3 separate regions of the Homo sapiens genome follow, and regions 2 and 3 are each linked to region 1. A link is a loop called in an ENCODE intact Hi-C map of the cell type or tissue named here. Cell type or tissue: K562. All regions are shown on one strand.

Region 1 (5,000 bases):
TCTTTCTTTCTTTCTTTCTTTTTCTTTCCTTCTTTCTTTCTCTTTTCTTTTTCTTTTTTTTTTGAGACAGAGTCTCACTCTGTCGCCCAGGCTGGAGTGCACTGGTGCAGTCTCAGCTCACTGCAACCTCCACCTCCCGGGTTCATGCCATTCTCCTGCCTCAGCCTCCCGAGTAGCTGGGACTACAGGCACCCGCCACCATGCCCGGCTGATTTTTTGTATTTTTAGTAGAAACGGGGTTTCACCGTGTTAGCCAGGATGGTCTCGATCTCCTGACCTCATGATCCGCCTGCCTCGGCCTCCCAAAGTGCTGGGATTACAGGCGTGAGCCACCATGCCCGGCCTTCTTTTTCTTTTTCTTTCTTTCTTTCTTTCTTTCTTTCTTTCTTTCTTTCTTTCTTTCTTTCTTTCTTTCTTTCTTTCTTTCTTTCTTCCTTTCTTTCTTTCTTTCTTTCTTTTTCTTTCTCTTTCTTTCTCTCCCTTCCCTTTCTTTCTTTCCTTCTTTTCCTTCCTTTCTTTCTCTTTCTCTCTTTGTCTCTTTCTCTTTCTTCCTCTCTCTTTCTTTCTCCTTCTTTCCTTCCTTCCTTCCTTCTTTTCTGAGATGCAGTCTCACTCTGTCACCCAGGCTGTACTGTAGTGGCATGGTCTCAGCTCACTGCAAACTCCACCTCCCAGGTTCAAGTGATTCTCCTGACTCAGCCTCCCGAGTAGCTGGGACTACAGGCGTGTGCCACCATGCCCAGCTAATTTTTGTATTTGTAGTAGAGACGGGGTTTCACTATGTTGACCAGGCTGGTCTTGAACTCCTGACCTCACGATCCTCCTGCCTCGGCCTCCCAAAGTGCTGGGATTACAGGCGTGAGCCACCATGCCCAGCCTTAGCAGTTTTTCATTTGAATAATGAAGTCAATTTCATGATTTTTTTTCCCTCTGGCCTTTTTTTTTTTTGAGTGCCGTGTAAGATAATCTTTCTTTACCCTGACTCATGAAGATATTCTGCCATATTTTCTTCTAAAATGTACGAGTTTGCTTTTCCCCATCTCCTCCCCTTGTCTTTTTCTGCCATCCACCAACACTGGGCGCACCATTAGGAGTAGGGGGCTGTGGTACTGACAAGCTCACGAACAGAAGCCTCAGTGAGGGTCAGGGTGGGGAGCCTCGGCCCTTCATCGCGGGGTTTACTGAGTGCTGCTCATGATCTGTGAAGGGCCCAGAAGGGAGGCCTGGGACACCGGGTATGCAGGGGACAGTTGGACAATGAGCAGAGGGAGGAAGGGAAGGAGGCAATGTGGCAGACGCCCAGGAGATCTGTTCTGGGGGTACACTGAGTGTCGTGGCCTCTGGATTAGCGAGTGTGACTGTGCCCCAGGTGGTGTCCTTCATGGGCCTCTGGGTGGGGGGCCTGGGGGGTGGCGAGGGCATCTATTTCAGTGGCTCTGTTCTTACCAGCGTGTGACCTTGGGCAGTACCATCACCTGTGGGAACGTGGGTGTCACCTGTGTGGCTTAGCTGGGACAGTCTCTGAGCAGGGCTTAGCTGGCTCCCAGTGAATGCTGGTGGCCATTGGTATGGTTTCCTATCAGTGGCCACACTGGAAGGCCGTTTTCACCATGGCACCCTCTGCACCTGGCAGGGCGCCTGGCATGTGGCTAGCGCTCAACAAATATTGGCTGTTTAGTAGGTTTTATGTCATACTTTAAAGGATCAATTGCTGGTTGTCTTCTTGCTACAGTTCACTTACCTGCTTGCTCATTCCTTCATTCATTTGACAGTATGTGTTGGGCCCCTGTTTTGTTCTGGCCACCGTGCCTCAGTTTCTTCCCCTGTGTCATGGGTGTCTGGGAGAGTGGTTTCAGAATCCTTGCTCTGGCCAAGTCTGACTTGCATGATTTCCCAGAGTAACCAGGAGGGGGCACCCCAGGACTGAGGATTGTCCCAAGTGGGCCCTGGCCCTGCAGGGGCCCTGGGCCCAAGCTGCTGCGCTCACCCACACGCATTCCTCTAAGTTCCTTCCAGGCTGGCTACTCATGCGCCGTGGTGGTGCCGTGTCAGGAGAGGAGAAAATAGGATTGTAGAGACAGATGTCACACACAGGCTGCCAGCCCAGGCTCCCTGCCAGCTGGGCCCTGAGTGATGCACAGGGTCTGCTTCTGCTCCCCAGCCCGATGAGAGGGGGAGGCCTGGCAGGCCAGGAACCAAGAGGCCAGAGTGTCCCTATCGGTGACCATCATTCCTGCTAAGTCCAGGAATGGAGTAGAACCCCATGAGAAAACAGGTTTCATTTTTGTGGGAGAGAGAGTTCTGTGGCTGAAATTGACAATTCTTCTCTAACCAGATTTTGGGGTGCAGTTGAACAGCTCAGGGTCCCCCGGAAGTATCCCTCTACCATCCCACTGGTCCTGACTGGGCACACCTGTGAGTCTGTTCTGGCCCTGCCTCCAGTCTCCCTCTCCTTGTGCCAGGCTCTGAGACCCCAGCCCAGCTTTAGCAGCAGCATGATGGGGCCTGTTCTGACCCTGACTCCACACGTGTGCAGCCCGGGGGTGGAGATGGATGACCCTCCCAGCCCGGAGGAGAGCACCAGCCCGAGAGGAGGAGGGAGGCAGCAAGGATGCGCCTGGGCCCTGCCTCTGGAAATTGGCTCCGTGACCTTGGAAAGGAGAACTGGGCTTGGGAAGGGGAGGGTGCCGCGGGTGAAATGTCTGGATGCAGTTTGATCCAAGTCATTTGGGGGTTCAGGGGACATCCCTGGAGTCATAGCATCTAAGCTAGGGAGAAATCTGGGGGTCTACAGCTATACCACCCAGAATGCACCCAATGTCATCTGAACCCCAGGTACGTGGGCTGCTGGAGAAGCAAAGTAGGTGCTCCCACTGCAGTGAGCCGTATGTCTCATTCCAGGCTAGTGGCCTTGGGTGGGCCACCACTGCACCCTGTCCCTCTTCAGCAGCCACCCGTGGACACCCAGCTTCCTTCGATGGACCCAGAGCAGCCTCCTCCTCCTCCTCCCCTTGATGCCACAGGGTGAGGGGTGGAGGCCAGCTGCCCTAGAGGAGCAGGCCCTTTTCTGTCTTGCCTGCCCTCAGGGCAGGGTGCACCAGAACCCCAGGCACATCCTCAGCCTGACAGTCTTTGGTGGGTAGTTGTACCCCATTCCTGGACTTAGCAGGAATGATGGTCACTGATAGGGACACTCTGGCCTCTTGGTTCCCGGCCTGTCAGGCATCCCCATCTCGTCAGGCTCATCTGGGTGAGGTGAGCTCATCCAGGGTGAGGTCCAGCCTCAGTGTTGCCTCAAGTCCTCATGGTGCAGTGCAGCCCTTCCTGGCACTGTCCCCTGAGCCAGATGGACCATTTGTTCTGGAGGGCTGACGTTGGAAGTAGGGTGCCAGGGCCTGTTGCCACTGTGGGGATCTGGGGAATGTGGACAGAGTAAAGCCCCTCAGGTCCTGGCCTGGTGGGGTCACATTGTGTGATGCTGATAAGTCATCGCCTCTCCTGGTCTCTGCTTCCACTTCTGTAGAATGGAATCAAGCATCTTGGCCTCCCATGAGTGTGCCCCCCAGTGAGCAGTCACTGAGGAGAGCTGGGATTATCGTGACCACTGTTGTTGACCCATTGCACCACCAGGGTGACCACGTGGGCTATAGGTGAGGATGGCAATATCCCACAGGGAGCCACATGATGGTGGGTCCTGGGAAAGGAGGCTGGGGCTGCGTGAAGTAGGACAAGGCGGGATTAGTCACCTGCAGTGGGCAGGGCTGGCCCAGCCATCCCCAGGTCCTCCCCTTCAGGCACCCTGCCACCTACTCTAGCCTCCTCTCACCAGCAACCTTGGTGAGTCCTGGTGCTTACCTCCCGTTGGCTAAGACTCCTGGACCATCCCAGCTCAGCATGCGCCTTCTCCATGGGGCATTGTTTGGAGGAATGAGGTGGGTCAGAGGCGCTGGCCTTGAGCTGCTCAATGGAGTTTCCAACACCCCTTCCCACTCGACCCTGGAGCCCTGACAGATGGAATGCAGGGAAGGAGGAGACTTCCAAGAAGCTGCCCAGGTGACTTTGAGCTGTGAGGATGGGGAAGGACATGCTAGGCAAAGGGATCATTGGGGGCAAGAGCGGAACAAGGCAGGCTCAGGAGGAGAACCAGTGCAGGTGAACTGCAGGGGAGGACGGGGCCAGAGAGGTCGACAGCGCCTGAGGTTTCTCTGCAGCCTATGGGGGAACTGGAGACTCCTGGCTAGGTTCTGGGAACCGGGAGAAACCTCCCTCCAGGGAAGGCCTCCTCTGATCTTTGCACACATTAGGAAGGGAGGCTCAATCCCTTTCTCCCTTTAGCCATGTATTTTTAGATTAAAGATGCTCACGGCGAAATTACTGCTCTTTTCACAGTTGGCATTAAAAGCACAAAATAAGTCTCAACGATTTTAAGTCACACGTTATTTCTTCAGAAACAAAAGCCCCTCTGGGTTCTGGCTGTTTGGTGACGTAGGAAGGTGTGAAGGGAGTCCCTGCGTGGGCTTAGGAGTAGGGATGGGGCGGTGACAGCACCAGGGCTGCGTGCGTATCTGCGCGTGTGTGCATGTGCTTGTGTGCATGCATGCGTGTGTGTGCCTGCCGACCCCCCACTTTGCTTGAGGTCCTGCTTTGAGGAGGAGGCTGCAGGGTGGTTCTGTGCTGCTCCCTGTAGGCTTCCATCCTGTGCAGGTGCCAAGCCAGGCAAGGACTCCAGCAGGAGGAAAGATCAGCGTCTCTGCTCCTCCAGTGGGAGCAACAGCTCCCTGGCCTGGTGAATCCTGGCTTGACTGCTCCCTGACCTCAGGCACCTTTCCTCATCTGTAAAATGGGCACCTCTGGCAACCTGCTGAGGTGGGGTGTTACATAAAATCATTAGTAAGGAGCCCGGCTCCGTGCCTGGTTCGCAGCAGGCCCTCGGTGAATGCACTCCGTTGACTTCTGATCGGCACTTTTCCACTATATCCAGATACCTCTAACCACACAAG
Region 2 (5,000 bases), 270 kb after region 1:
TAAACAACACCAGGACAGCTTAGTTTTCAGCCCCAAATTTTCTCCTGACCCACCCTCTGTAGAGCCTTCCTGGATGACTAGAGTGAAAGGTGCCTCGGGGTCACACATCCAGCTGAGCTGGGCTAACCCTGCTCACGACTTTGTCCACAATACTCCTGGGGCTTAAGAAAGAGAGTGATACAGATGGTGATGGGGTTTGTGCCTCACTTCCCTATCTGTCTGTGTCACTATGAATGTGTTTTTATCTCCAGAAAAACAAAAATAGCCTCGTCTTCAACGTGAGCCCCAGTAATGGTCAGTGTGGCTGTTCCCCCTGAGCAGGAACCAGAGAATCGCTCAGTGATCTCTGAGCACAGCTTTCTATCATTGTATACAATGAGATTAGGGGTTTGGACTGACTTGTGTTGGTACCAGTGTGCATAATAGCTTTCTAAGTCCTCTCCATGGCAGGTGATCCTGGCCATCTGTCCCAAAGCCACAGACACTTCAGGCAGCTGAGTCAGCTTAGAGAAGGCCACAAAACCTGCAAGCGAGGACAGGAGAGGTGAGTCTGAAGATGAGGGTCTCATTCTCAGAGTGCCATACCCTGCATCACTGCCGTGATGAGCTGAAAGTCAGGGCCAGGCTGTTCCCTGGTGCTGTGGGGGTTGAGCCCTGGGAAGCAGCACCTGTGCAGAGAGTGAGCAGGGTGAGCAGGAAAGGGGTCCAGGCCATGGTGGAGATGCTTCAGAGTTCTGCCTCTGAGCGCACACCTGAGAAGGGGGTCTCTAGGTCTCTCTTATCATAAGAAGGGGAGACTCATCATGCAAACCTACTTCCTTATCTTATTATCTAGTTAGGTGTCTCTCCACTGAGGGGTGGATGCAGATCTCTTCTCCATTTCCCAGTGCGTCTTTCTGAGCTCCTATGTGGGCCCTGAGCCTGAGGGTTTGGTGTGGCAATTTCCCAAGTTCAGAAGATGGGACACATGGCTGTCATGAGTAGAGAGTGGACTTTACCCAAGAGGATGGGCACCAAAAAAGCATCTTCACCAGAGTGTGGTGGATACAGAGTTGAGTAAGATGTGGCTTCTGGAAACTCCCCCTAATAACATCTGTCCAGATTGGTCTGCACACAGTGGGAGATTCAGATGCATTTAGGATGAGGATGTTCCTGAAAACAGCAGGGACTGCACCAGTCAGGGAGCTCATTGTCACCCTCCCATAATTTAAAAAGCTAGGAAGAGTTGCACCCACTCAGGGACCACAACACACAAGCAAAAGGAAGCTGTCCCTGTCCTGGATGAGAAACCACAGAGCAGGTTTCCTTTGGATTTCATGGTGGGAAAAGAGAGTTGCTGAGGGAGAAGAATTCTCAAGGCTGTGCTTCAGGAAGCCCGTTGCACTGGGTGAGGAAACATCTTCAGAGCAAAAAGGGAGCCTGAGAGCCCAGGGCAGGTTTTCGTCTCAGTTCCCCAAGAACTTGGACCACTGTGGTTAAGTGGCACTGCTTGTATATGAGCAGCACTAATAATCAGCCTCGTCCTCAGCCTGGAGTCCAGAGATGGTCATGGAGGCCGTATTGCCAGACTTGGAGCCAGAGAAACGATCAGGGACCCCTGAGGGCTGAGTATTGACATTGTAGATCATGGGTTTGGGGACTGTGCCTGGGTGCTGTTGGTACCAGGAGACATAGTCATAACTCCCAACATCACTGCTGGTTCCAGTGCAGGAGATGGTGACTGACTGTCCAGGAGACCCGGACACGGAGGGAGGCTGAATCAGGGCAGACTGGGCCCAAGAGCCTGGAAAGAGGGAGAAACACACTCTAGTGAGTCAGTGCTGGGCCCAGGTGAGCCTGAGGAGCAGGAGACCAAGGATCAGCCCAAGGGTCCCCGAGGCCCCTTCCCTGGAGGCGTCACCTGTGCCCTGAGTGAGGAGGTGAGGAGGAGCAGAGCCCAGGCCATGGTGGAGACGTCCCCAGAGCGCTGCCTCCTGAGACCCCAGCACTGGGCCTGCCCCCAGCCTTGTCTTACCCTGATGCCTCAGAGGAGGGCGGGGCCTCCATGCAAATCTGCATCCTAAGCTCCTCTTCTTACCCCACCCTCACCTGGGCCTGGGCCCGTAGACTTCTGTTTCCTTGGACAGTGGGGCTCAGCCAGGGGGATTGAAACTCCTTGACTTGGATTTCCTGAGACTCAGCCCATGACAGTGCCTGGGAAATGGAGCCAGCCTTGGGGGTCCCTGTCCTTCCTGTCCTGTGGTTCACGGTTGGTCCTGGCTGTGGGGTCCCAGGATTTCCCTTCCCTTCTTTGTGGGAGAAGTGTCAGGACAGGGCCCAGAGTGGCTGGGAGACACCCCAGCTCTCCCCTCCCCAGGACCACAGGCCCCACAGGGACCCTTCAGTCCCCTTCAGCCCCCTTCAGCCCTTCTAGGGTGCCTCAGGTTGGCTAATTCCTCCCCGCTCTGTGTCTGCAGACGCCTGAAGCTGCTGCTTGGATAAACCTGGAGTTCATTTATTGGCCCTCGTAGAAATGCATTTATGGGGGCATGACAGATTTAGGACCCCAGAATGCCTCTGTCTCTTTAGGGGGACTTAGGAGGAAGGAGCTCCTAGGACCCACCCAGGGTGAAGCCCAGCAGGGACCTCCCAGGTCCAGGCATGTGCCACCCCCGCCCCCTGGTGGCCTCAGAGGGAGGATCCTGAGGCCCAGGAACCTCCCCTGAGTCATAGCTGACAGCCCCTGCCCTGTCCCTCCTGCCTTTTGGTTCCCTTCACAGCTCAATCCCAGGCCCCTGGTCCCTTCTCATCCCCTCCAGACTCCCCTGACCCAGGGTGGAGGACATCTCCCACACCAGAGCTTCAGATGCTCCTCTTGGCACTTGTTTGCTTTTCCCAGAGGAGTGTCCCACAGGGTTGGTGTCCTTGAGGCAGCTGTGGCTCAGGCTGAGGAAACCTCATACATGAAATAAATCCACCCCCAGCAGGCAGGTGGGACAGGAACATGGAATGAGGAGAAAACCAACTGGCTCCTCAAAATGTTGACAGAAAAAGTGTGACATGGAGGAGGCGGTGCTCACAAGAGCTGTGACCAGCCTCATGGGAAGCAGGGTAGGGAGGTGTCCCAGGGCCACAGGAGCTGAGGAAAGGTGCCTGGGGTTAGAATTGGGTCAGGCCTAGCACCAGGGACCCCTCCTCAGGGCGCGTGCGTCCCTCACACTGTGACCCGGGACTTGCCTTAGTCCTGCCTTTTAGTGCACGTTGAGTCCCCCTCAGCCCAGAGCCGGGCGCCTCCCTGAGGTGAAGCCTCCCCACACAGACAGTGGCTGACCCCATGTGTTCCTCAGAAACTCCTGGGTTTGGGGTAAAGACTCCATTCACGGCGACTTCTCTCTGTCAGAATAGAAACGTAAACGTTCCCTCAGGAGATGGACTAGGGGCTCTGCGGTGTGAGTGCTGGGCGGGAGGGGGGGCTGTTTTGTGTCACTGTCCCTGTTAGAAGACAGAGATTTCTAACAGCACAGGAGAGGGGGGGCCGAGGGAAGGGTGGGCTCAGGGGCTCGGGTGAGAAAGTGTGTGGTGTGGGGAGGTGACAGCTTTGCATTTGAGACTACTGTTTCTGTGTGTGTTATTTAGATATTTAAGTGCTATGTTGCTATATGAATAGTTACAAGAAAATAATGTTTCCATTTGAGATAGCACTAAAATGGAATTAGGTCAATGACCTGCTGAAATATCAGTGATGTTGATTGCGGAGCCGGTGGCCTGGATCAAAGCCCTGAGAACACTCCAGGAGCCCAGGCACTTCCTGCAAAAAGGAAATATGTGATCTTCAGGACACGCTACCTTGTCCTCTCTTCCATGTTCCGTTAGCACCAGAAGCAAACCAGAGCCCGGCCAATGCTGCCGAAGTCTCCTACCTCACTGAAACTCGCCTGGATATGTGCGTCCACACAGGGGAACAGACACAGACATCAGAAGCACTTGCTGCATCTGTCCTCACTGCAGCCCAAGCAGGAATGGAAAGTGGCAAGGTTCTCTTTTGAATCATGTTTTTTTCAAAGGTTTAGTTTTCCTTGAAATTCAAAAATCTTGTCTTTTAAAACATGAGGGCTTTCAGAGATGGGTTCACTGGTTCATGTTATGGGAAATGTCTCCAGAGGGACTGGTTGCTGTACCTATCTGCACTTTCAAAAGTCACTAATTTAGTGTCAGGTATGTTTGTAGAGCACAGGCTCTAATACAGTATATGTGGAAGGGTGCATTCTGTAACCAAGAGAGAAAATGGGAGAAAATGGGAAAGTCCTTCAATTCCCTTCACCTCTAATTCACATGGTCTGGATTGACAAGGTGCACACAGATGAGGCCATGGGCAGCTGAGACTGAGGGCTGGAGACCCCACCTTTAGAGCCACAGGTTCCTTCATCTTCCTGTTCTACCAGCAGACCTTGTCCCCTTATGTACATCAGGGGCCGGGCATCCTCAATACCATCTGTCCCTCTATGAGACTCAGTGCCCAGCAGCTAGGAACCACCTTCCCATTCAGGGTCGAGTCTGCAGTGGACTCAGCAGTGCACAAGGTCCTACCAAGCACAGGATCAGAGTCAGCAGTGCAGAGCCTGGCCTGTGGGCACAGTGTGCACAGCCCCACTGCACACCCAGCATGGCCCTACTGTGTGGAAATGGACCTGCTGTCAACAATGAGCATTGTTTTTTCTTGGGGAACTTTTTGCAAAACCTTCCACAAGTCTCTCATGACAAGTGATCTTGGCTCACTTGTCATGCTGGCTCCAGACAGCTGAGAACAGAATATGAGCAGAGGAATCTTGAGGACTCTGCCTGGAAATAAATTAACAGTTACAATAGGCATTCCTGCACAACTGGGGAAGTGTGAGCTTGGACTGGAGAGAAGAGCATTGCTTATTATTGAGAGAGAGAGAGCAGGGGAGAGAGTCCAAAAGAGCACAAGGGGATCAGTTGCTGCTATAGCGAGAGGGGAAATGGTGCTTGCTACACTATTC
Region 3 (5,000 bases), 280 kb after region 1:
ATGAGGGCATGGCGCCTGGTCATTCATTTTGTGAGGAAAGGTGAGTGGCCGGATGCCAGGGCAGATAGGGGCTTAGGGCAGTGGGAAATGACCTGGGCAGGTGTTCCAGGGACTGCAAGAGAAAAACTTGGAAATGGGGGAAGTGGAGTATGGGCAGAAGCCTGTGGGTGGTCTTTGGGCACGGGCACCACACAGAAGAAACTTTGAATCATAGGTTAATAGCCCATAGAGTGTCCATGATGGACATAGTGCCAAACACCCAAGTGGTCAGAAAGAAGAGATCAGGGGTGGTCAGCCACTCTGTCAGGTGACATGTGCCCCACAGCATGGGTATCCACTCGTAGGCTCTGAGAGTGTGTGGGTCGACCTTAACGTGGAGTCTAGGTGGACCCCACAGCGTCCACTCCAGCTTACACCGTTTTGAATATAAGGCTGCCAGGAGATTCAGGAACTTAAGTGCTAGGGAAATGCTGAGGACTAACCTAGGACGTCTGGGCCAAGGGGTGACCCAGGCTTCACCATATGGAACTCACATCCTTTACCACTAGATGAAAGATACGCTTTGTGTGTCCTTTCATCCAGGCCCTCTTTCACCAGCTTTATCCTGGGTTAGAAAACCCCAAAACAGCCTGTCCACACAGCCTCAAATCTCCTCCTAACCCACTCTCTGCAGAGCCTGCCTGAAGGGCTGGCATGTGGAAACCCAGGTCTTTTGCCACTACGTGCATGGGCCACTCTGTCTGCCCGTCCATTCAGGCTCTCTTTCACCAGCTTTATCCTTGGCCAGAAAAACCCCAGGATAGCCTGTCACACAGCCTCAAATCTCTTCTTAACTCACCCTCTTCACAACCTGCCTGGAGGGCTGGAGGGAAGAGCAGCCTGGGGGTCACAGAACTGGGTGAACTGGACCAGCCCTGCTCATGGCTTTGTCCACAGCCATCCTGGGGCTGGAGAAAGAGGGTGACACAGATTGGGAAGGGGTTTGTGTCTCACTTCCTAATCTGCCTGTGTCACTGTGGGCTCATCACTGTTTCTATTGTACCTGTGACAGTAATAGTCAGCCTCGTCCTCAGTCTGAGCCCTGCTGATGGTCAGGGTGGCCATGTTCCCTGAGCTGGACTCAGAAAATCAGAAATTCCTGAGGGCCGCTTGCTGCCTTCATATATCACCAGTATGGGCCTGGTCTGGCTTCTGCCAGAACCAGTAAACATACTCATCTTTGAGGTTATCTCAAGAGCAGGTGATCATGGCTGCCTGTCCTGGTGACACTGACACTGAGGGTGGCTGTGTAAGCTCATAGGAGCTTGCAAGAGAGGACAGGAGAGGAGGCTTGTAAATGATGAATCTGTTCCCAGGGGGTCCCACCCTGAGGTTGTGCCTGGGATGAACTCATGTTTGGGCAGGCCCAGCTCAGGATCCTATGGGTTCTGAGCCTGAAGGAAGGGCTTGGGGGCAGCACCTGTGCAGAGAGTGAGGAGGGGGAGCAGGAGAGGGATCCAGGCCATGGTGAGACACCCAGAGCTCTGCCTCCTGAGCCCACAGCACAGCTGGGCTCACCAGCTCTCTCTTATTGCCTCTCAGGCCGTTTGAGGCAGTGAGTGTTTGATGCAAATCGGCATCCTCTGGGACTCCTCACTGAAGGATGTCACTCAAACCAGCTCTGTGGGAAGCACAGCAGACTGAGGAAGAAGAAGTGGGTCCCAGCTCACTTTATCTGCTTCTCTGGTCAGAAGATCAGACTCCATCCTTGAAGGCCTGTGATCACAGTCACCTCCTGGAGTTTGGCCACATGACCACTGTTTTATACCATCCTGGCCTGTGCTGTGTCCTAGGCCAGGCTCAGCAGGGCTGTGGACCTTCCAGGAGCCTGGCCATGGGGCTGAGCTGGGCCGTGCTGAGAGATCATCAATGACACCTGACTCAGCAGCAGGTGGGCCAGGAACCCATCATCTTCCTCCTCCTCCAAGTCAGCTCTGGGTTTCCCAGACTCACTTGGTCCTGTCCTGGTAGTTTAATTAGAATGTGGTTCTGTGTCTTTAGGATACTTATATCCTAAACTTGATTTCCATTACCATGGTTTGGTCCTTTGAGCAGCCACAACTCATGTGGATTCATTACACAGTCTAGTCTCGTTTCTCACCTGAGTTGCTCCTTGTATGACACCCCCCATCTCTCTAATAGACTAGAAATTGCCATCCTCTGCTCTTTGATTCTTTATTTTTTCTCATCAGTGTTTCATATAAATGTGTAAAAAGCACCAGAAACCCAGACCTGACTGAGAAACTAACTTTAGGTTATTTGGTCTCTGTGAGGGTTCCAGCGTCGTGGTCTCTGAACACCCATGAGCTCTGGAGGGTGGGGGATCCCTGGTCCCTCCAGCCAGACAGATCTTGTCACTGAGCCCAGGATAGTCCCATGGTCAGAGCTGTGGCCTGAGGCAGGTGAACATTCCCTTCCCTCTGGAGAGCATCTCCGCAAGGAGGCTGGGAATGCCCCATCCAGGGACCAGGATCCCAAATGTCCCACGCCACCCACCTGAGAATCCCCTGAGCATAGGAGCTGCCTCTGAGTCAGAGTCGGCCTGGAGCTGGAAGGAGAGGGAGAGGGAGGGGGTGGTAGGGTGTCTCTGGAAGTGCCAAGTGTAGAGGGCTCAGCTCCCCAGGATGCTGCTGGACACGGAGGAATGAGACCCTTAGAATGGCAGGAGGCTCAGGCAGCCATCCTGGGTGAAGGGCTTGAGCCCCGGGAGCCCTGTCCCCTCACACTGTTCCCCCTCCTAGAGCACCTTGACCTCGGAGCGTCTCTTAGGAAATCCTAGCCCTATGGGAGCTGCCCAGGCTGACACCAGGGCCCAGGTGCCTCCAGTTGTGTTTCCCAGCTGAGGCCGTCACTGTGCCTGGGCCCCTGTCAGTATCCTGGGTGATGCTGTGTGTCTGACCCTCAGAATATGAACACTGCAGCCCCAGGTGACAGGAGGGACTATACCAAACTTCCAAAGTGAGGACTGATCCCTTGAACACCTGTTGACCACCCCCCACAAAGGCTGGCCTCCTTCATAGGCTCCTCCTGGGCAGCCCCAGCCTCTCTTCTGGCTGCAGCTCTGCTGCCCTCTGCTGGTGGAAAAGACAGAGCCCAGGCACTTGCCTTCTCCAGGTGATCCCAGAGCACCCGTCACCTGGGAGGGTGCGGACCAGGGAGTCCAGCCTCCGTCTGTGCCACATGTGAACCCCTCTGGCCTTCATGGTTCAGCACAGAGAGGTGGCATATATAGTTGCGGGAAGGTGGGGCAGGTGCAGTTCTTGTGACTGAGTCTCAGGTTGAAGTGCTTTTCTCTGTTTCATGGTTTTTGATCACAGAATGGAGAGTGCAGGATAAACTGTAGCTCTTCTGTGAAAAACAGTTCCAGAGAAATGCAGTTGTACCCTACATGTACTCCTGCTTCCCATGTATACTGAAAACGAGATTGATTCCGTCACCCCAATAAGCACAGCTGCACTGTAATTGGAAGTACCGGATTTCTGCCACTAAACCTCAGTTGTGTACTTAAAAAACCATCACCATCATCACTGTCATTATAATTTTTCTATTACCATTATTTTAATTTCCTAACGCTGATCCATGCTTGTGGTGGGAGGTAGCACTAGCCTTTTTTGTTTTAATGAAATTTAAGACTTCTTGGACAATGTTGAATAGCAGCTGTGAAAGCAGGAGTCCTTGTTTTGCTTCTGATCTTTGTGGGGAGGCTTTCACTCTTTCACCATTTACTGTGAGATTCACTGTGGATTTTGATAAAGGCCCTTCTTTAATCAATTTGTGCAGGTTTCCTTCTGTTCCTAGTTTGCTAAGTGTTTTTGTCTTGAAAGTGGATGAACTTTGTCAAATGCTTTTTCTGCATCTTCTGAGATCATATGCTTTTTCTTGTCACTCTATTGATATTGTTTATTACGTTGATTCATTTGCTTATGTAGAACCATCCTTGCAATTCTGGGATAAATCTCGCTTTTTCATTCCATGTGTTCTCTTTAATGTGTAGTTAGACTTGGTTTTCTCTTATTTAATTTAGGAATTTTAGATGCTTATTCTTCAGGAGTATTAGCCAATAGTTTTCTGTATTATAGTATCCTTGTTTGTTTTTGCTACGAGGCTAATGCTGGCCTCTAGAATGTGCTAGGCAGTGTTCCCTCCTCATCTATTTTTGGAAGAGATTGAGTATGATTGGTATTACTTCCTCCTTAAATCTCTAGTAGAATTACCAGTGAGGACATCTGGCTCTGGGCTTTTCTTTTTAGAGAAATTGTCAATTGCCGACTTAATCTATTTCTTATGCTGATTTTTTATTTCTTCTTCAGTTAGATTGGTAATTTGTATTTTTCTATGAATTTGTCAATTTCTTCTAGATTTGACATACAGTTGCTTATGGTGTTCTCTTATAATCATTTTAATTCCCATAACGTTGGTTGTATTATCCCAAATTTCTTATTTTTGTTATTTGTGTCTTCTCTCTTATGGTTTTAGTTGGTTTGCCTAACAGCTTGTTAATTTTCTTCTTCTTATCCAAGTAGGAACTTTTTATGCCATTTATATTCTTTATAGTTTTTTTTCTCATCTATTTCTTTAATCTCTGGTCTAATGATTCTTATTTCTTTCCTTCTGTGGACTTTGGTTTAAGTTTGCTTTTCTCTTTCTTGTTCCATGAGCTGTAAAGTTGAGTTGTTGATTAGAAAGAAGAGGAAAAGAGAGCATTGTTTCCTCTAAAATGAAGGTGTGCTGAGAAGAATGAACACAGGCCTTGCTCTTTCCCCCATTTACTGCATTTACTTCATTCTTAGTCATATTTCTCCACACCTGTATTCTCCTCATCATACCTAAATGTAAAGTCCTCAGGTTCAGCCATTTCTCTGAGTTTTCATTTCCTTATTAAAGCTCCCATGCCAAGTAAAAATTATATTTAATAAATGTGCATGAGTTTATTTTTTAATCTGTCTTGTGTGATAGGGACT

Evidence for each region. A loop is a pair of places that touch in the nucleus more often than their neighbours do. Peaks named below come from ENCODE experiments on the same cell type or tissue, not always from the same donor. Only the 100,000 strongest peaks of a DNase experiment are listed, where the experiment ranks them.
Region 2: a loop joins it to region 1, with 7 times the contacts of the local background. A loop is called at or near these places in 26 of 110 quality-filtered maps.
Region 3: it touches region 1 in a loop (7-fold over the local background); 25 of 110 quality-filtered maps call a loop at or near these places.

What each region holds. Positions count from the first base shown.
Region 1 is chr22:23,125,518-23,130,517 of GRCh38, reverse strand. All of the region lies in intron 4 of RSPH14 (radial spoke head 14 homolog), which reads left to right. Among named protein-coding and RNA genes, the nearest start is that of RSPH14, 14 kb to the left of the region's middle. RefSeq lists enhancers at 1,799-2,078, 1,935-2,522, 2,523-3,112, 3,477-4,354. In K562, CTCF peaks have their summits at 1,912 (motif pointing right) and 3,618; DNase peaks (open chromatin) are centred at 1,559, 2,771, 2,939, 3,632 and 1 weaker place; H3K27me3 peaks cover 3,761 bases.
Region 2 is chr22:22,853,535-22,858,534 of GRCh38, reverse strand. All of the region lies in intron 2 of LOC105372948 (a long non-coding RNA gene), which reads left to right. It also overlaps IGL, the pseudogene IGLV2-5 and the pseudogene IGLV3-4. Among named protein-coding and RNA genes, the nearest start is that of MIR5571, 30 kb to the left of the region's middle. In K562, no CTCF peak of the experiment used is centred here; DNase peaks (open chromatin) are centred at 14, 1,177, 2,205, 2,674 and 2 weaker places; H3K27me3 peaks cover 2,466 bases.
Region 3 is chr22:22,846,675-22,851,674 of GRCh38, reverse strand. The region is part of intron 2 of LOC105372948 (a long non-coding RNA gene); the gene reads left to right. It also overlaps IGL and the pseudogene IGLV3-6. Among named protein-coding and RNA genes, the nearest start is that of MIR650, 26 kb to the right of the region's middle. In K562, no CTCF peak of the experiment used is centred here; DNase peaks (open chromatin) are centred at 1,299, 1,750, 2,424, 3,094 and 1 weaker place; H3K27me3 peaks cover 373 bases.